Regions from separate parts of the Mus musculus genome. Here region 1 is linked to region 2. Evidence: chromatin loops called from intact Hi-C (ENCODE). Cell type or tissue: left cerebral cortex. All regions are shown on one strand. Each heading gives the region's core, and the rest is flanking DNA. Links, peaks and the distances in the headings are about the cores only. Region 1 overlaps Grb14 (growth factor receptor bound protein 14). Region 2 holds the start of Grb14 (growth factor receptor bound protein 14).

Region 1 (10,041 bases), core at 1,025-9,024, 57 kb after region 2:
GTACAATTTCCTTTTTATATATAGCTGTCACTGTCTCATAGCAGGTATCATTATCATCAGGACATTCCAAACCTATGAGGCAACAGCGAGACCTTCGACCTGCAGACCTTTTGCCAAGACAACGACCACCATATTCCCAGAATCCATTTGGCTTACCTCCCACCCTTATTTGTGTTATGTCATTTTCCATATAAATAAGGAGAACGGCCCTTCCTCACTCTCTCTTCTTTCTCCTCTCTCCCCCTCTTCTCTCTGTGCCACTTCTTTGTCTCTCCCTTTCAATAAAACCTCTTCCACGTGGAACTGCTTTGGCCTAGCATGCTGTTTTGGCATAACCCACTATTCTATCACATCAGGTATCCTGGTCCTTTGGCTCTTACAGTCTTTCTGATCCTTCTTTTGTGATGATGTTCCTGGTCAGTTGGGACTGTAATTCACAGATTCAGTGCAATACTACCAAAATACAACATTCTTCACAGAAATGCAAAAAACATCCTAAAAGACAAATGTAATAAAGAAAGACTCCAAAGCAATCCTGAGCAAAAAGAACTATGCTGGAGGGATGACCGTTTTATATTTCATGATGTGTTCCAGATCTGTTGTAACAAAGACAGAAAGGCACGGGCACAGAAACAGACATGAAGATGAATAGAACAGAATATTCTATTCTGACCAAAACATGAGGATATATAACTGTAATCATTTTCTAAAACTTTTTCACTTTATATCCCACTCACTTCTCTCCCTCCGTGTCACTTCCTCCTACCCACAATCCTTCCCCTATTCCCCCTCCCCTTCTCCTCTGAGCAGGTGAGGGCCCTCCTGGGTATCCTGCCACCCTGGCATTTCAAGTCTCTGCCAGGGTAGGTGATTCCTCTTCCAGTGAGGCCAGACAAGGCAGCCCAGCAAGAAGAACATATCCATTGGAGAGGCAACAGCCTTTGGGATAGCTGTTCGGGATGCACATGGAGACCAGCCTGCACATCTGCTACATATGTGTAGGAGTGATGGAGCTAGGGCCAGCCATGTATATTCTTTGGTTGGTGGTTCAGACTCTGAAAGGGATTGCTGCTTGAACAACTATAGTCATCTTATATTTGACAAGTAGTGTTGGGAAAACTGAGTGTCAACATGTAGAAGAATGACATTAGATCAGTATTTGTCAATCAGAAAAATAAAGCAAAACAAACAAAACAAAACAAAATAAAACAAACCCAAAAAGACCTAACTTCAAATGGATGAAGAACCTTGATAAGAAACCCAAAACAATGAAACTTCTAGAAGAAAACAAAGGCAACACTCTACAAGATCTTGGTGTAGGAAAGGAGTTTCTTAATAGGACTCCTAACAATTTCCTAACAATTAAGGTACCAGAATTATTTAGAAAGATGTATGTGAAGAGCGAGCATGAGGGTCAGCTAGCTACCACCACTACAAGTGCCTCTGTCTTCGTTGGCATTCAGAAAATATTGCCTTGTTATTGTACCGTGTACAAAGTGTGGTCGTACGCTTCAGAGGAAATGGATTCTCTCCTTGTGTGGGGATGGTAGGCGGGCCAATTGTGCAGATGGATGCTTCTCTGAGTAAGCAGGGCCATGTACATCTCCAAGTGGTGGCTTGGAGAGTGAGGGGGGGGGAATCATTGCTATTTTTTAAATCTCGTTCCTGCTAAACTTTGATTTTCTTCCTCCTCATGTCATTTTTATTAGGGTAAATGATCTGTGTCCTTAACCCAGAAAGGTGTCACTCAGAGCACGGTTTGGATTGTATTTACACGGTTTTTTGTTGCTTGAGAAATAAGGTTTCAGAAAGCATTCTTGGTGGACAGAGTGTGTTTTAGAGGTAGAGAGCCTGGCACCTGAGTTCAGCTCTCTCTTTAGCCTATGGAGTAATCTTAGGTGTATCTGTCCGTACAGTTGCTCTATGTTCTTCAGAATGCTAAATTTGCCAGGTCTGTGTTAAAAACATTTAACACATAGTAGAAGCCAAGAGAATGTGAATTATTTCTCTGACCCAAGAAAAGACGTGTGCTTTGTGTTCATTTGTTGGGTTGGTTTTGATTCTTCTGGTGTGGATAGTATGTGTGCTTTCAGAGAGACAGTCCCCATATGTAACCCAAACTAAGCTAAAACCACTACATTCTCTCCTCCAGCCGCCTGAAAGCTCAGAGTACAGACAACTTGCCACTATGCTTGGCTTTAAAACATCATGTTTTATTAGCTTCATAAGTGATTTAAATTGAATGAGAAAAAATTTTAAATAAAAAACTTTATAATCATCAGGAATTTAAATGTCCGGCTAAAGTTGTTACATAAAAATTTTTGTTGTAGCAAATGCATTGAGTAGAAACTTATTATCCTTCATATCATGCCACCAGGGCCAAAAGGATGGTGTACTTTTTAAATTCGTTTTATACTGCTCATTTTTTTGTAACTGTGTTTATGACTGCCATGAGACTTAAACAAACAAAAAAGCAAGCAATTGACTGCTAAGCTATGTTCATGTATATATCCCTATCATCTGTCTTTTCTGGGAGCACAGACTGAAGTACAACAAAATATGCAGTTAGATTATTCAGTATCGTAGGGTTGTTAGTCAATGGCTGGCAGGCTGTGTAGTTGTAAGCTAAAGCTCTTGGATACCTGTATGACAGTGGGGCTGAGCCATCTCTAATCAGGACGCGGATAGCAGAGGCATAGTCTATGCAAGCTGAGCATTCTTAATTTAAAAACCGAAAGACGAAATACTCCTAAATTTAAAGATTTTCTGTGAAGCCGTGTGATGTCATGAGGAAAAATAATGTATACCAAAGACACTGAATAGAATTGCCCACAGGCTTTGTGTATAAATGAAACGTAAATGAATTCTGTGTTTACAGAGAGATTCTTTCTTTAGGATAGCTCATTGTGTATGCAATATTCCAGAGAGAGAGGGGGGAGGGAAGGAAATCTGATACACTTTCCACTCAAGCACTTCAAACAAGGGGACTCAGATGGAAATTAGTATTATTTGTGTAAGTGTTGTTTTTTGTGAAAACAGGATACTGACCTACTATTAGTATTTCTCAACATTATTGTTTTTCTTTATTCTTCTTAGAGTTTTATCCCTTAGGGTGAAAAGCCACAGTCCCAGGACTTTTCATTATTTTTATCCAGCTCTAACTTGTGGCTTTTGGCAAGATGGAAGACTTTCTGCCATCCTCATAGACCAGTAGAAATCAAAGGAAGAAAAGAAAAAAAAAATCAAAGGAGCTGTGATCTGCTTAGCACTGAGTCCAGACTCTTTTTAATCTTTGTAAGAACCTCCCAAGGCTGCTGGTCAAACCCATTTTGGGCGAGGAAGATTGGTTGGAGAAAGGCCATCCTCAAAGCTCCTGCTAATAAATGGCAGAGTGCAGGGTTGTAGGCTAGGCCTGTCTTCTCAGAAAGAAAACTTTCGTAGAACAATGGGAGCTCACGTGCTGCATGCCCCAGCTGAGGAATACATACCACATGGCCAAGCTCCTCAAAACAGCCTGGGCACACATACTATACATCCCTGCTCTGCACAGCATTCTGGATAGACACTGTGCAGCCTGCTTTATGGAACATCCTGTGTGTGGCCCTGTTCCACAGTGCAGCCTGGGCACAGACTGCATGGCCTGCTCTACAGAACAGCTGTGTTACTTTCTTCTCTTACCTGTATGCTTCACGTGGAACAATTCTCACCTCTTTTGCCAATCTACTTTTACCCGCTGACTTGGCGTTCCTTGCCGTGTCCTCAGCCTTACTTCTAAGTCAGTGACTAAGCTAACCTGAGAATATACTGGGGCTATAAGGATATCTTAGGACCTACTCACCATAGATGATTTTCCTTTAGAATTCACAATATGATTACTATGCAACATACAACACTGAGTGCTGTTAGCTCTTCATACATTTTAAAGTATGAGAAGTTGAAGATTTAGAAGATGTTCTCCTGAAGTTCCCCACCAGTCTGACCCAGATCAGATTCCAGTATTCTCAGCACTGTAGACACCTGGGCTGTAACTCCATGGGAACAGGCACCGAGCCTCACGTTATTTTGTAAACCACAATGCCTGGTCCATGCCTGGCACACAAGGCTGATTAAAAATAGCTGGAGTGATGGCCAGTCTCAGACTCCTGCTCGGGACTGTCTGAAGGGCTGGCTTTCTTGGCGGCGCCCCAGTCGCCTGAGCCAGAATTTAAAAATAATAATCTCTTGTTGGCAAAGAAAGAAGTAGGGCTTTTGGTAATTTCAGATGCTACTTCCCTCTGAAAATGTAAAGATTTCCACCCTGGTAAAGTATTAAAAATGTTCAGCCTTCAGACAGTCCCCCCCCCCAAAAAAAAGACATTAAAATAGTATTTGGTAATCATAACATTTTCAGAAAGTTACTAAAGCCCCATGACCTGTCCTGTGTCTCTGTACTTTGGAAAATATCGACAGGAGTTTCTGAAATTAAATTAACTCTAGCAGCCAAATTAATTTTTGAAGAGAAATTTTGATATCAGTATTCTAAATCACAGGATCTGAGAAATATTTTCTCTTTCTCTAACACACATGTATATTTATGCCTGTATATATGTTCACAGGATATTTTCTCAATGTTAATATAGAAGCAACTAATCTTAAACGTCCAACTGTTCAGAAATTTAAAAAATCTACTTTGATACAAGATTATAAATATATCAAGAAGGAACTTCATGCAATTAACAGTCTTTTGGTTTCTGTCAGTATACATATTTGCTTTTTTGTTTTACATTTATTTATTTACTATCTATGTGTGTTCGGGGTAGTGTGGACATCTTTGAGGAGGTGAGAGAATAACTTGTGGAAGTCAGTTTCCTTCTTCCTCTCTTTGGCACCCACTGTATGTCCCCACAGGATTCATTTAAAGATGCAGCCTTGGCAGCAAGCTGAGCCATTGCCCCAGACAGAAAAATCTATCTGGGGTCTGTATTAGTACCAACTCAGAATAAAGCCTCCCTCTGCTGGCTGTTTCTATAGTTGCATGCTTTGTAACATTCAGAAAACAATGAAAACGCAAGCAACTCTTTGGCATTCAAAAACTAGGTGCTTTGTGACATACATCTCATTTATATATTCTGGTGTGATGCTTAGCTTGCTAATCTTTTAAAAGAACGTGTCATGAAGCAGTCGCAGCTTAAAGAGGCATGGACACTGGACTAGCAGTGGGGGAGGAGTTCAGACAGTGTCTAGGTGGAGCCAATACAGGTTCCATGGTTCTGCCAGGGAGCAGGTGCCTGAACAAGTCACTTCTTCCCTCGCCTTGGCTTTCTTCTTTCTGAGATTAGGACCTTTGTCAATTGTTCAGCCTGAATTCTGCTAACTTTTATTATCTTATTATTCTGACAACATTGTGTGTGTGTGTGTGTGCTTTGAATAGGAATATGCACGCTATGGGTTTCACACAGATACATGGGAACGTTTAAAGGAAACAGAATTACAGCCTGGATATAAATTGGTTGTCCTCTAGAACTGTCACAGTATGGGAATGTTAGGATTTGGAAAGTTATTTTTTTCAGAGGTGTGACTTAAAGTCTATAGAGTAATACGTAAACATCACAGGGAGACTGTACATAGCATATACCATTGGCTGTTTGGCACTATATATCACATGATAATGTCATTCAACACACCTCTCATTAAACTCCAACAGACCTTTAATGGTAAAATTCATTTGAGTTTCTGAGACATTAAATTATGGGGAAAAAATTTTAAAGATCAATGAAGACAAATAGTTCCTAACAGTGCATGCGTGGGTGGATGCTGTTTGTCTCCATAAGAGTGTTGCAGCTGGATGCACCATGTCTGCATCCTTTTGTCTGTCTCCTCATCTCTACACTCTTTCCCCTCCTCCCCTCTCCTTTTGTCCTTCTTTCTCACTGTGTGAACTGATTTGAACTTTTTCACTTACACATGTATAGTGGTTATTCTGAGAATAAATGGTTACTTAAAAACTGAAAGGAGACATCAGGATAACATTGTGCCCAACCTAAGCTTAACCAGTGGTTTTCTGCCTTAAGTGTGGTTAAGTGTTTGTTAGCATCTGAGAAGGTTTGTATCATGTAAAGAGGAGTTAACCCTACATGACTACATGTATCTTAAAACACTGACTATTCAGAGACAGGTCTTGGATGACGTCATTGGGAAATTAGCAAGGGATTTTTGACTTGACTCTGTATAATGTACATTGGATTCAAATGCACAGAAATGTGTGTGTGTGTGCACGTGTGCACATATGTGCATGTGCACATAAGTATGTGGGGGTAGCTTAGAATGGAAGCTTATACCTATGTGTGTCCACATATGCACATGTGCACATATGTATATGGGCATAACTTTGGATGGAAGCCTATATATGAGGCAGATTTGCATATGTGGCAATGTGGAATCTCTTTCCAGGTCAACTTTAGGACATGTCCACTAGTGAGACTATAAGGGGCTACTTTTGTCCAGGAATGCAAACTTATTTGAAACATCCCAAATCTTTTCCTATTGCATTCTGGCCCTAGTATGCAGAACTAGACCCCTGGCTACTCAGGTTCTTGAGTCTTGATTTGTTTGCTTTGACCAGGCACTTTTTTAAATGGGATATTTTCTTTATTTACATTTCAAATGTTATTCCCTTTCCCAGTTTTCCCCGATCCTGGAAACCCTCTATCCCATCCTCCCTCCCCCTGCTTCTATGAGGCTGTTCCTCCACCCACCACCCACTCCTACCGTCAATTCCCCTACACTGGAGCATCTATCAAGCCTTCACAGGACCAAGGACCTCTCCTCCCATTGATACATGACAAGGCCATCCTCACATATGCAGCTGGAGCCGTGTATATTCCTTGGTTGAAGGCTTAGTCCCTGGGAGCTTGGGGGGGTGGTTCTGGTTAGTTGATATTGTTGTTCTTCCTATGGGGTTGCAAACCCCTTCAACTCCTTCAGTCCTTTCTCTAACTCCTCTATTGGGGACCCACCCACCGCTCAGTCCAATGGTTGACTGTAAGCATCTGCTTCTGTATTTGTAAGGCTCTGGCAAGGCCTCTCAGGAGACAGCCATATCAGGCTCCTTTCAGCATGCACTTCTTGGCATCCACAATAGTGTCTGGGTTTGGTTACTGTATATGGGATGAGTCCCCAGGTGGGACAGTCTCTGGATGACCTTTCCTTCAGTCTCTGCTCCACACTTTATCTCCACATATGCTCCTGTATTTTATTCCCCTTCTAAGAAGGACCGAAGCACCCACACTTTGGTCTTCTTTCTTCTTGAGCTTCATGTGATCTGTGAATTGTATCTTGAGTATATGGAGCTTTGGCAAATGGATGGAACTAGAAAATATCATCCTGAGTGAGGTAACCCAGTCACAAAAGAACATACATGGTATGCACTTAGTGATAAGGGGATATTAGCCCAGGCACTCTTTATAACTGTCAAACGGAAGCAGAGCAGCAAGCAAGCGACTGCTAAGCCAAGGCTACTACACAGAAGGTGTGGCAAACTTCCATCCTGTAGTCTTAAAAATAAATAACATTAGGGATGAACTTAAAGACCTTGGGTTAGTAGGAGCTTGAGGGACCTGACTACTTAAAACCCCAATCTTTCAAATGTGAGAAAAGGTCTGGGGCAAATCTGCTGTTAGTAGCTAGCTCCCCTTTCCATTATGGTTCTGTCACCATCAGCTGTTGAGCAGTCAATTCTCTTGCCCCTATTGAGGAGAGCCTTGTAAAACTTCTATTTTAAACCTTATTACTGTATTCTCAGATAATTTTGAGAGGTGCTTTGTAATTGGGGTGTGGCAGATTTCGTTCTCCATTTTACTGGTCTGAAGGGAACCCGGTGCTCAGCATGTCCGGATGAGACCACCCTTCTCCTTGGTCTGCTGGCAACTGTGAAGTGTCACTAGTTCTGCTACAGCAAACCCAGTCTTATTGTTGTTGTTGTCATTGTTGTTATTATTATTTGCTTTTCTTCTTCCTCAATACCTTTTCTCATACTATTTGCTTTACCCAGGTTCCCCCTCCCTCTGTGTTTCAACTTTTTACACAATGTCAAATATGACAACAGGCCACTTTAAGTCCCAGATTGGGTTTTGTTCAGCTGAGACTTTCTATGAAAACTTGCTACTATTTTCTCTTTGGTCTGCATGTGTGGTTTCAAACTTGAGGGCTCAATAGTGTTGTTGTGGAATCCGTAATGTCTCACTTGGGGTTACAGACAATGAGTCTATTCACCATAGAATAACTATTTCATTTGTCCATTGTGAGCCCCGTGTTCTGTGGGCTGCTGGAGAGAAGATAGGAAGCCGCTGTGACTGATGTTGTGTGGTGTTCTGTGTAGCAATGGCTTTGTGGGTTTGATGGCACAGGTACACCACGCATGGTATAGACATTCTGGCCTTAAACTGGAAAAGTCATTGACATTTTCCTTCCAAGAAATAATGGTGTATCTGAGACTTTAGGGAAGAAAAGTAGGTTTCAGGGAGATAGTTCAGATAGTACCAGTAGTCAGTGCACTATGTCAAAGCATGCTGTGTTCTGGAAGGAGCTAGGCACTTGTAAGAAACTGAGGGTGAGTGGGGGTGGGGTTGGGAGTGGGGGTGGTGAGATCAGGGAGGAAGGAGCAGGTTGTGTGGAATGAAGCTGAAAAGCAGACTAGGATAAGGCATGGTCTTTGTTATGTCAGTTCCCGAGAGTCAATATTCGTGACATTTGCGTGTTTTGAACGAATGTAACTAATTAAAAATGCATAGTTTCTGCTCAGGCATAAGGATTGTTGAATATTTCTTTCAAATTTCCTAAGACTTTGTTATGTGGTGTCTCTAAGCTATGTACTCCTTTGCTCTCAGTATTTCACACCTAGAAAAAGTTGAGGAAGGGCGCAGGGAGCAGCAGCTTTGCTGGAGTTACTGAGGGCTGCTGGAGCAGCGTTCTTTTGGAGATTCATTGTTTGAAAAGCAGAGATATGGAATAAGAACTAATGAACGCATTATTTCCATCCCCTTAAGCAAACACACAGGCTTGTTTAATTCAAAATCCTTACACTGTCTCCTCTTATCTCTGGCCACAGCATTCCTTATTTAGAAGAATGTGAAGATCCAAGGCTGCTCTGACCTTGCTATAAAAATATTCATATGATTTAAGTACATTTGCTCTCTGTTTAAAGAAAAAAAACAGCAAGAAATCTTGAAGCATCAGAAAATGTTTTGTAATCTTTCTCTAGTTGCTCATAACTTTGGAAGAGTTATAGAAACAAAATGAGCTCCACTTTGGGTCCTAGTGCAGGGAACTCTTCTGTGGACTTTTTGTCTTAACTTTAATCTTCTAGTAATTATACGTTAGTGATAGAAATAATGGATACATAGGATTAAAGAATGAAACTTAAACACTGGAAGATACACTTAAAATATGTTTATCACATTATTTTAAATACAGTACTAGTTAATATTAATTGAGCTCAGATTTTTTTCCTAGACACTCTAGCCCAGGAGCAACACAGTCCAGTCATGCTCCAGTCATCATTCCTCTGTTTGCCCTTTTTCTTCTTTCTCTCTCTCCATTCTATTTGTTTTTTGTTTTAATGATTGATCTCATACACTTCCCCACTGTGACAAGCTGTGTTCTCTCTCTTATTCTCTGAAGAAGCTGAGGACAGTGAGGGCAGGACGTGGGGCATTTATCAGTTTCCCAGGATGGCAGTTTGGAAAGCCCTTGGCAAATACTCATTGGACACTCCTGATGCATCCCCAAAGCTCTTGAGTGCATCCAGCTTGGAAGGAACTGGGGATCCTCTTGCATCCCATTGTTGTGGTCAGCTATGGGGGGGGGGGGGAGGGGGGTTAAGGAGAGGGGGAGAGACCTTGTTTAGTGTCTGCTCTGTCTTCCTGGGCTTTTCCATATAATAAACTTCTCTGAGAATCAAATTCCAGGTAATTTCACAGAAATCCAGAGTGTTCTGAGAACAAGGCAGTGTGTATTGCCCTCACTCTCAGCCTCTCTCTTTCTCTCTTTATTTTGGTTCTTTTA
Region 2 (10,041 bases), core at 1,122-9,121:
GCTGGCCACTTACAACAGGCTACTTCTCTTCACCCTTGAGTCTCCAGTTCTCTCTTCATAAAGCTCAAACTGCTCTACTTCTCTTCCTCTGCTGTCTGACCACCACATCCTCGCACATTGCAGTGGCTCCTGCTGCAGTCTGGCCAAGTGGCTCTGTCTGCCGCTGCAAGAGGGTGGCCTGCTGTGCTGTGTGCTGGAGGGGAGGTCTGTGGTCTGCCGGTCTCTGTCTTCCTCTCCCCACACTATTCTGTGTGGACTTGTGTTGTTTTGATTTGATTTTTATGTGTCCTAGGCATAAAACAGCTTTGGCCACCAAGCCAGGCAACAAGCTAGATGAACAAAGGACTGCCATCTGCTCTGCTCCTGACTGATAGATGAACAACACCACTAACACGGTGTCTTTGCCTATTGCCATTAACACACATGTGAGCATGCGTGTACAGGGTGGGAAGGTGCTATTATTTTTTTAAGTTGAATTCTGCTCCCCAGTATTGCTATTAGAGTCATGAGTATGTTTGTTGTGCAAATTCTGATAATACACCCTGTGTCAAGGGCTGTGAAGAATCAGTGAAGCTTATGGTAGTGATGACGATTCTTGCAGTGATTTTGGAAACAGGCAGTATTGACTAAAGCTGACCCTTACATACTATGACCTCAAAGTACCACTGCTACCCAGAATGTTTGTATATGCCCACCCAGGATACAACATGAACTCTGTAGTATTATTAATTATGTCAAAACTGCAGAGAGCCTAGATGCCTATCTGCATTAACCTACGTGTGTACATTGTGGTATACATTGTGTTATTTACCTAGCAAAGAAGTACATGCCTACAGTTCCATGCAAACATAGAGAAACATCACAAACACAATGTTAAGGGAATGGAAGCAAGTGCAAAATGATTCCATCGGCATAAAGGTCAAACCCAAACAACCTAACTGAGCATGTTTAGGTGAGGATAGTTAGTTAAAGCAAAACTCAGGACTGGTTGCCATGGCAATCTTGATAGAGGAAAGCTGGTGCGGGGGTGGGGTGTGGGGGGGAGCATGGGGGTGGCATTTGGTGCACTGGTCTGGTGTATTTCTTTTCTGGGACTGTATGGTCTTCCCCTATATAAAGGATTGATGAGCAGAAAGAGACAGGAGAATGAGGAACAAGGTGGAAGATGGCTGGGGTTCCTCAGCACAGGACATGTGGGAGGCAGGATAGGGATTGTAAAAGGGAAGAAAAGGCCGCAGTGGGGAAGGAACTGGGCAGACTCCTGCCTCTCAAGTTGACAGGTTCAAATCCAAAGAGCCCAAACACCCAGATCAGACATTCTGGTACCAACATATCTGCTGTATTGTTTCAGAGAACTTTGTCAGTTATAGGGAGAAAAAAAAAACTATAATACCCTCCTCCATTTTTCCCTTTGTGGAAAAATCTCTCTGTGTATGTCTGGCTGTGTCCTATAACCTTTATAACATGTATTCCTTTGTTTAGAATAATTTCTTGCAATCTTAGAAATGAAAACAACTTCATTTTTCTTCAAATGTATTTGGATAATTCTTGGTACAAATACTCAAGGTCTTAGAAGGTCTTAGTGGTAATTAATTTGATACAAGACAAAGTATTTAGACTGTTTTTGTTTTTTTTTTTCTGAGACAGGGTTTCTCTGTATAGCCCTGGCTGTCCTGAAACTCACTTTGTAGACCAGGCTGGCCTTGAACTCAGAAATCTGTCTGCCTCTGCCTTCCAAGTGCTGGGATTAAAGGTGTGCGCCACCACCGCCCGGCGTATTTAGACTCTTATTTTTAGAGATTTATTCCCCTTTCTCATTCCCCATGTAAAGCCTTGTAAAGGCCTTATAATTTCTACTCGTGTGGCTTACAGAAGGTTCACAGAGCCTGGGCCTTTCTTTGATTTTCACTATTATAAGGATACATGGAGAGGGGAGATATATTTAGAATCTCATTTGAATCAGCAAAGGCTTTTCCTTCAGGTCAAGAAGATGTCCTGGGAAGCTGAGTAGAATTCACTGTTGGATAGTAATCTTCCCAGTGAGTTAAGACATATATACAGTTTCTCTATAGTCTTTGCTCCAGGAGATAAAAATAGCATGCTCTCTTGCTGAAAGAGGAGGAGGAGGAAGAGGAGGAAGAAGAGGAGAAAATGTGTGTGAGAACACACATGTGTACTAGAGTGCATTTGTTTGTGAGTATATGTGTGTGATTGTGTGTGTTTGTTTGTGTGTGTTGGGAGGGGACAAACTTTAGTCATTGATTAACTCTGCTGTGACAATATTCACACCCTATTATTTTTAGAGAGGAGAAACAGGTACAAGGCCTTTGGGTAAAATTAAGACAATGATAATGGCATAGTTTTTTTTTCCTTCAAGATATCTATAAACACACACTCTGTTTTTATTCTGCTGGAATAGCTTTAATATATAACAGTGTGTCTTAGTTAGGGTCTTATTGCTGAGAAGAGACACCATGGCCAAGGAAACTTTTTAGAAACGAGAACATTTCATTGGGGCTGGCTTACAGTTTCAAAGCTTCAGTCCATTATCATCATGGCTGGAAGCATGACAGTGCCCAGGCAGACATGGTGCTGGGGAAGGATCTGAAGGAGGACAGAGGGATCTGTCTTCTTGGAGGAAGCCAGGAAGGAACTCTTCTGTGCTGGGCAGAGCTTGAGCACATGGAGACCTCAAAGCCTGTTTACACAGAGACACACTTCCTTCAGCAAGGCCACAACTATTCCAACAAGGCCATACCTCCTAACAGTGCCACTTTCTATGGGCCAAGCATATTCAAACCACCACTCAGTGCTTTGCCATTAAATGCATTTAAAGCCCACATGTATAGTGATAAGCTTTAGCTAAGACCATTAGTATTAGCTTTATCCCCCAGGGAAGCCACTCTTTTGTTCTGGGTTGGCCACTGCCTTTTATAAGGACTCCTGGAAGCCACAGCTTCCACACAGTCATGGACATTCATGCTGTTTTAATTCTTAATTTAGACTTTAGGAAGATGAAGAAGTTGATTATTACCTATTTTGTGACTCAAGTGTTCTCAGTTCGTGGAGTGGTTATAACCAGGAAGCATGCCAATTTTAACCCCAGTTGTCATCAGAGTTTGGGGCTGACATTCTGATAGGGGATATACTCAAGCAGGACAACAAGGATGGCTCACTTTTTCAGGAGGGATGTTTATCTTGCCATGGACAGAAGAAGTGGAGGTTGACTTAGGGAAACAGGTGCCAGGACCAGATGATATCTAAGTTGGTCAGAGAACAAAGAGTGTGTAAACTCTCTGAAAGTCCTCCACGGTGCACAGGATGTAGGATACTTCATGAAAAGCAGGGACAGAAGTCCGGATTTCAGGGTATGGTTGCTGCATCCTGGAAGAACACAATGCCTCTACTGTTTCATTGCCTAGGTTGACATGGAAGCTTATGGGATGAATCCTGAGTGCATCTGTTAACTAAGAGCTAAGCAGGGCCTTGCCCTGGGTTGCTTGGGGACCCTAATATTCTTATGTATAAAATGAGGCAAGTAGTAGATTCATGGAATAGTTAGGAGAGCAAGGCAGAATGTGGAAAATATGAGAAAGATGCTCTCATTAAAAAAAGAAAAGAACTGGGCAGTGGTGGCACAGGCCTTTAATCCCAGCACTTGGGAGGCAGAGGCAGAGGCAGGCAGATTTCTGAGTTCGAGGCCATCCTGGTCTACAGGGTGAGTTCCAGGCCAGACAGGGCTACACAGAGAAACCCTGGTCTCCAAAAACCAAAAAAAAAAAAAAATTAATTAATAACTAAGTAAAAATATAAAAAATAAATAAAAAGAAAAGAAAAGAAAGAAAGAAGGAAAGAAGGAAAGAAGGAAAGAAGGAAAGAAGGAAAGAAGGAAAGAAGGAAAGAAGGAAAGAAAGAAAGAAAGAAAGAAAGAAAGAAAGAAAGAAAGAAAGAAAGAAAGAACGAACACAAGGAAAAAACTCTATTAATAATCCCAGGCACCTTGAGATTCATTCAGGTTTTACTGAGAATTCTCACCAGTTCAAAGGAGTTTTTCTAAGACAGCAACCCTGATTTTTCCTCACTTTACTCCATCTCTTGCCACGGAGGAAAAGGAAAGGGGTGGTGGGGGAGGGAGCGCGGGGTGGGGGGCGGGACTGGAGAATACATTGCCCTAAGATTTCCTCCTGGTTTGCCAGTACTGTGGGTCTGTCTTGATGATCAAGCCACAGCTTAGGTGATCTCCCGTGGCCCTACTGGCACGGAAGGGTCTAAGGACCAGTTCTGCCTGGACCCAGGCAGATTGGAGGTCGGTCCTCCTAGCCCAGAGTGGCACTCGGCCCGCGGGACTTTCAGCCTTGTGCTGGGTCACCCACTTGGGAAAGCGGCGGTGGGACTTAGGGAGCCTGAGGTCGAGGTCCCCACGCTTCAGGAGAGTGACACCAGCGCCCCCGAGTGCCCGGGCTACGCGCAGGGCCCGCCAGGCTGGCGCTCCATCCTCCCCGCCCCCCAGCACCGCTCTTCCCGGTCCCCACCCTCTACGTCCCCACCCTCCTCCTCCGCCCCCGCCCCTCCCCCGCTCCCCGCCCCACCGCGTCCCAGCCGCCCTGGCCGTGAGCGCAGGCGGCCCTGCCACCGCACCTGCAAGGCGCTCGCTGCCTGCAACCGCTCGGCTCTGCTCGCCCCCAGCCCTTCGTAGCTTTCGCCTCGCGGTCGATGACTCCCTAGACCCCTGGCCTACGACCATGACCACGTCCCTGCAAGACGGGCAGAGCGCCGCGGGCCGGGCAGGCGCCCAGGATTCGCCGCTGGCAGTGCAGGTGTGCCGCGTTGCCCAGGGCAAGGGAGACGCCCAGGACCCGGCGCAGGTCCCCGGACTGCACGCGCTGTCCCCCGCCTCCGATGCGACCCTCCGCGGTGCCATAGACAGGTAGGCAGCTTCGTGGTGGTGTCCGGGTCAGCAATCCGCTCTTGGGGTATGGAGGCGGCCCAGGGGTGAGTGTGTGCCCAGAGCCGGACCAAGTTTGGAAAGTGTCTGAAGACAATTCCCTTGGAGCCAGATCCCGCGGGGTCAGGAGGGCACCACGATCTCCAGGTGCCCTGTTATAAATAGCATCACGGGGTGGTGGAGAGCGGTCTGTCTCACCTTTGCCCTTTGGGGTGAACCAGAAGGCTTCACTCCAGACTGACCACATTCAGCTGCTGGGTGGCCCTTTTCCTATTACACTATAGGCTTCAAAAATCCAAGCTTGAATGTGTTCACCTCCCACGTAGATAGAGTCTTCCAAGGACCCGGGAGAGGCAGAGCAGGGGTTGACATTTGAGCCGTCTTTATGTTCCACAGGAAAGGGCAGCGGCTTTCCAAGGTTTCTCATCTCCACAGCAATGAGCATTAAGTGCCTTTGGAGTTGTCATACTTAGGAAAGAAAAAGGCGAGAAGAGCTTAAGAATCCGTGGCTTTTTGCAGTCGCACATCTAAATACCACTCCTGCTTCTTTGTCAGGATTTGCAAAGCGCTCTGACTTCAGTCAAGTTAAAATAACTCCCCAGTGGCCTAGCGTTACATTCCTGCTAACACATTCTATTGACTTACCTTCCCAGAAGGACTGCCTTGGTGTTCTGTATCTATAAGCACTTGAAAAATTAGCAGACTGTGTGTGGGCAACATTGTGAATGAAATTCGAAGTGAGATGAACCACATCTATATTTAATAAATCATAACTTCCAGCAGTGATGAGTAAAAAAAAAATCCTGGGGATGAGTTTACTGGATGTAACTTACAGATTTTGTCAATTTAATAGGAGCCAGGAAATGGCACACTCCCCTGGGTAATGTTTGCATAAATCATGATGTAGCCTGTGTTGGTGTTCAGGAAAGCCCTAAGTACAGGAAATGGAGTGTCAATGCCTCCCAAGGCTTTTCTTCTTCTTCTTTTCTTTTTCTGTGAGATGGGGTGGGGGAGGTGGTATAGAATTATTTGTGGTAATTGGCATATTTTATTTTTGACCCATGGGCACGACATCCTTGCTCTTTCCTGTACACCTACTTATAGAGTGTTAGCCTTGTCACCAAGCGGTACACGTTAGCCTGAGCAATGCTCTTTCCCCTGACAGCAATTACATTTCCTATTCTGTTTTATGTAAATGACGTCCTATGTTCTCTTGGTGTAGGAGAAAAATGAAAGATCTGGATGTTCTGGAAAAGCCACCCATTCCCAACCCCTTTCCTGAGCTCTGCTGCTCTCCGCTTACATCTGTGCTGTCAGCAGGCCTGTTTCCCAGGGCCAATTCAAGGAAGAAGCAGGTATGCACCTCCAAACCTGTGAAACCCTAAGGTCTTCCAAGGCTTGTGCCCACACAGACTTCAAGAGTTTTGCAAAAAAACCAAACCAAACCAAAACAAAGCATCAAACGAGAATTTGCTTGGCCCTTGACTGAAAGGGGCCCTTGAGATGATGTTCCTTCTGGGATTCAGCTTCCTCAGCTGTGTAGTGGGAATATCAAACATTTCCTCTTGGGTTCTTGGGAGAGAATAGGGTTGAGAGTGCACCTGTCCTGACTGCCTATCGGACAACAGGCATCAATTTCACACCAGTCTTAATTGGAAGGGGCGGGACTATAATATCAGGTGAGAAGGGGATCGATCGGCTCTTTGTTTGCTATTTAATGGTGTCTTTCCTTATACACATGTCATATAAGGCTAGCCTCCTTTACCAAAGGAAAGTGCTGTAGAGAACCTGACAGGGACCAAGAGCAATGGCTCAGTAGGTGAGGGCATTTGCTGGAGGACCTGAGTTAGACTCCTGAGACCCAACAAGTAGAAGGAAATAACTTACTCCCAAAAGTTGTCTTCAAACTTCTGCATGGGTTCTGGGGCATGGATATGTACACGTACGCACACACGCACATGCACCAGCCCATGCGCACACATGCATGCACACACACCATAATTTTTTAAAAAAAGGAATCTACATGAGGTAATTGGAGTTTGCAGCTCAAAATACTTTTCGGCAAACTTTATGTTTTGGAGGTTCCAGCTGCAGAAGGCATTTGACTTGGAAGCCATGATAAAATGGATTTTTTTTTTTAATGGTCTTCTTTCTTGTTTGAGACTGACTTACACCAATTAGATAGAAAAAGTCCAAGCAGCCAAGAAATGATATTTCATAACTATACATTTTAGGAGTGAAAAAGCAACACATCCTAGAATTATTCATCTTTTTTCATGGACTTATTCCAGTTTTGAATTAACAAAATAAAGAATAGCTTCACTTGTCAAAAAACATCTCTCTCTTTTTTTTTGGTGTTTTTGGGGTTTTTTTGGAGTTGGGGAGAGGAAACTTTAACATTCAGAGAACCGTGGTGAGGTGAAGGGAGGAAACAGGTAAATATATATATATATATATATATATATATATATATATATATATATATATCACATATGTGTGTGTATAAGTAGGAGAATTTTCATATATTAACCTCTGATTGGTTCAGTGATGTAGTTTTACTTAGGGGAAGGGAGGAAATACCCTGGGGAGCGGGCATGCTTATTACCACGCAGCAATAGATAGCAGTAGGAGGTATGTGTGCAGGAGTTTCACAGGTGTACAAGCACTGTGTCATGTGTGGTTTAGAGACCAGAAGTCAATGGCAAGTGTCTTCCTCAAATGCTCCCTGCCCTGTTTTTTACATTTATTTACTTATTTATTCGTGGACTTACATTAATTTTCATGTGGAGTTTAGAGGGCAGCTTTCAGAGTTATCATCTACTTCCATGGGTGCCGGGATCAAATTCATGCCATTAGACTTGACCCATCTTGTTATTCTCGCCCCAACCTTATTCTTTAAGACAATATCTCTCACTGAACCTGAAACTCACCAGTTTTGCCAGACTGTCTGCCCACTGAGCTCCAGGGAGCTAACTGTCCCCAATTTTACAAATGCAAACTATAATGTGTGACTATGATGATATTTGGAGATGTAATTTTCATAGCTGTCTGGTACACACACATTTTGGGGGGACAAGATTGGAACCTGATAGTGGATTGGGAGCGATCAAGAGGATCCATTCTAAAAAACCTTTTCATCAGAGTGAGATTTTTGAAGTCTTATTGTAAACTTTTCTGAAATATCCAAGCACCCAGAGTTTGGCTATGGAGTTAGGGATGACAGATTTAACTGTGGGCTTTGTATGGTTGCTTCTCTCATTCTGGGTGGGCAAGAATATGAACGATGTTGGCTTAATATTCAGTTGGGGGGATTTAGTTAACAATTTCTTCAAGCCACAGACTTCTTACATTATTCTAGACAGTAGATACCTAGATAGGCAGAGATCCCCCTCCCCCTCCCCCTCCCCTCCCCCTCCCCCTCCCCTCCCCCTCCCCCACCCCCCTTGACAAAGAGTGATTGGCAAAGCAAGGGTATGTGAAAAAGTGATCTGGTAAGGCTTTATTTTGTGGATAAACACAGGATACTTCTGAGTAAAAGAAATACTAGTAGAGCAGGCTAGATTGAGGATACAAAGGGAGACTAGATATTAGTGTGCTTATGCTAACAGGCTCAACTTGACAAAATCTAGATGGGCTGCAGGATCATCTTGATTTGGTCTAATTGAAGTGGGAAGGTTCCTTACTGGGGGTGGAGCTGGTCTCTGGGCAGAGATCCTGGCCTGGAGAAGATGGAGAAAGTAAGTAAGTTGAGCATGCATGCATTCATCCATCAACCTCTTTCTCACCGATGCAATGGGACCAACTACTTCAAGCCTGGCCCCTGAGATTTCCCTGGCAGTGACAGACTGTAATGTAGACTTGTTATCTGAAATCAACCTTTTCCTTCTTAAGTGGCGTTTGTTACACTATTTTATCACAGAAAAGGGAAAAGATTTGAAGAGAACGAGAGTAAGTTAGGTCTCAGATCCAGGTGGAGGCAGGCAGTCCAGCGAAGGGCAGTGGGTTTCAGATTCGGAAGTTCCAAAGTAGGGAAAAGATGACGTGTGTCGCTCACTCCAGCAGGTTTCCTCTCTGCCCTTGCAGCCTGTATCTAGCCTGACAGAGAACATTGTACACACTCACAGGCAGCTGGGCCTACTTATGAGCTAGATTTAGCTGACTTACTGGGTCCAGTCCCTGAGGGGTGTCCTACCTCCCAAAGACGTTTTTGTAAATATCTTCCTAGTCCCAGGACTCACAACTTCATGTACAGGATATCCCACTGTTGAGGAAGAAGATTCGTTTTCCTTTTTTTCCTTTCCCTTTTTAATTCACCTAGATATTGCATGGAGAATTGATTCGTTTAATTACTTTATGCATTCTCAGTTGTTTGGAATGAGAAGTCTTTGAGAACTCATGGCTCTCCACATCAGCAATTTCCCTAGGCTTAGTACCTTTGTCAAACACATGCTTGCCCCTATGCCCTTACTACAAGATAGTACCTCTGGTGTCAATACCTGCAGCTTTTGGTTGAGATGATATGTATGATGCTAAAGGACTACATTGTACCTCTCAATATTACTTATGGATGAAACATAACAATATTACTCCTTTAAAAAAATTTTTTATAGTCTCTGGTACTTGTTAAGTCATTCCAGACTTGCTAGAAAATTCTTTTTATCTCCCCAGGAAAAGTAAAGAATTTCTACTTGTTATTAACAAATGAATGCCCAGAAACTTTGAAAGAATCCAGTCTAAAAATGTTAAATTTCATTTGGTCTTTCAAAGCCGCAGTCAAAATCACTTTCCAGGCCACAAGTATGCTTTTGAAAGCATGTTGAGGTGCTTCTGTGATGTGTGATTGGTATATTGCACAATATACCACAATAGGGTGGGCTTTGTCTCTTTTGCAAGTAAGATATGCCAACTTGAGTAGTTCTGTGTGGTTTTAGTGTTATTATAGGGGAGCTAGGATGAAAACTGCTTCTTTATTCTCTCTTTCTCTCTGTCTCTTATGTTCATCATGTGAAATTGTAAGGCGATTTCTTTGTTTCTGACAATAATAGCTATTTAAATTATCCCTTCCTTTAAAAATCTGTGATCTAGAAAATTACATC

The links. A loop is a pair of places that touch in the nucleus more often than their neighbours do. Peaks named below come from ENCODE experiments on the same cell type or tissue, not always from the same donor. Only the 100,000 strongest peaks of a DNase experiment are listed, where the experiment ranks them.
Region 1: it touches region 2 in a loop (2.5-fold over the local background); 2 of 42 quality-filtered maps call a loop at or near these places.

The regions. Positions count from the first base shown.
Region 1 is chr2:64,960,603-64,970,643 of GRCm38, reverse strand. All of the region lies in intron 2 of Grb14 (growth factor receptor bound protein 14), which reads left to right. Among named protein-coding and RNA genes, the nearest start is that of Grb14, 57 kb to the left of the region's middle. In left cerebral cortex, for the core only: a CTCF peak has its summit at 4,997 (motif pointing left); DNase peaks (open chromatin) are centred at 3,670, 4,095, 4,982 and 8,267; H3K27ac peaks cover 999 bases.
Region 2 is chr2:65,017,346-65,027,386 of GRCm38, reverse strand. It overlaps Grb14 (growth factor receptor bound protein 14), which reads left to right and starts at 4,621. Exons shown (of 14, transcript NM_016719.1): 1 at 4,621-4,927; 2 at 6,168-6,300. The coding sequence starts at 4,743. In left cerebral cortex, for the core only: CTCF peaks have their summits at 4,448 (motif pointing left) and 5,558; DNase peaks (open chromatin) are centred at 4,761, 5,591, 6,123, 6,930 and 1 more place; H3K4me3 peaks cover 2,233 bases; H3K27ac peaks cover 2,420 bases.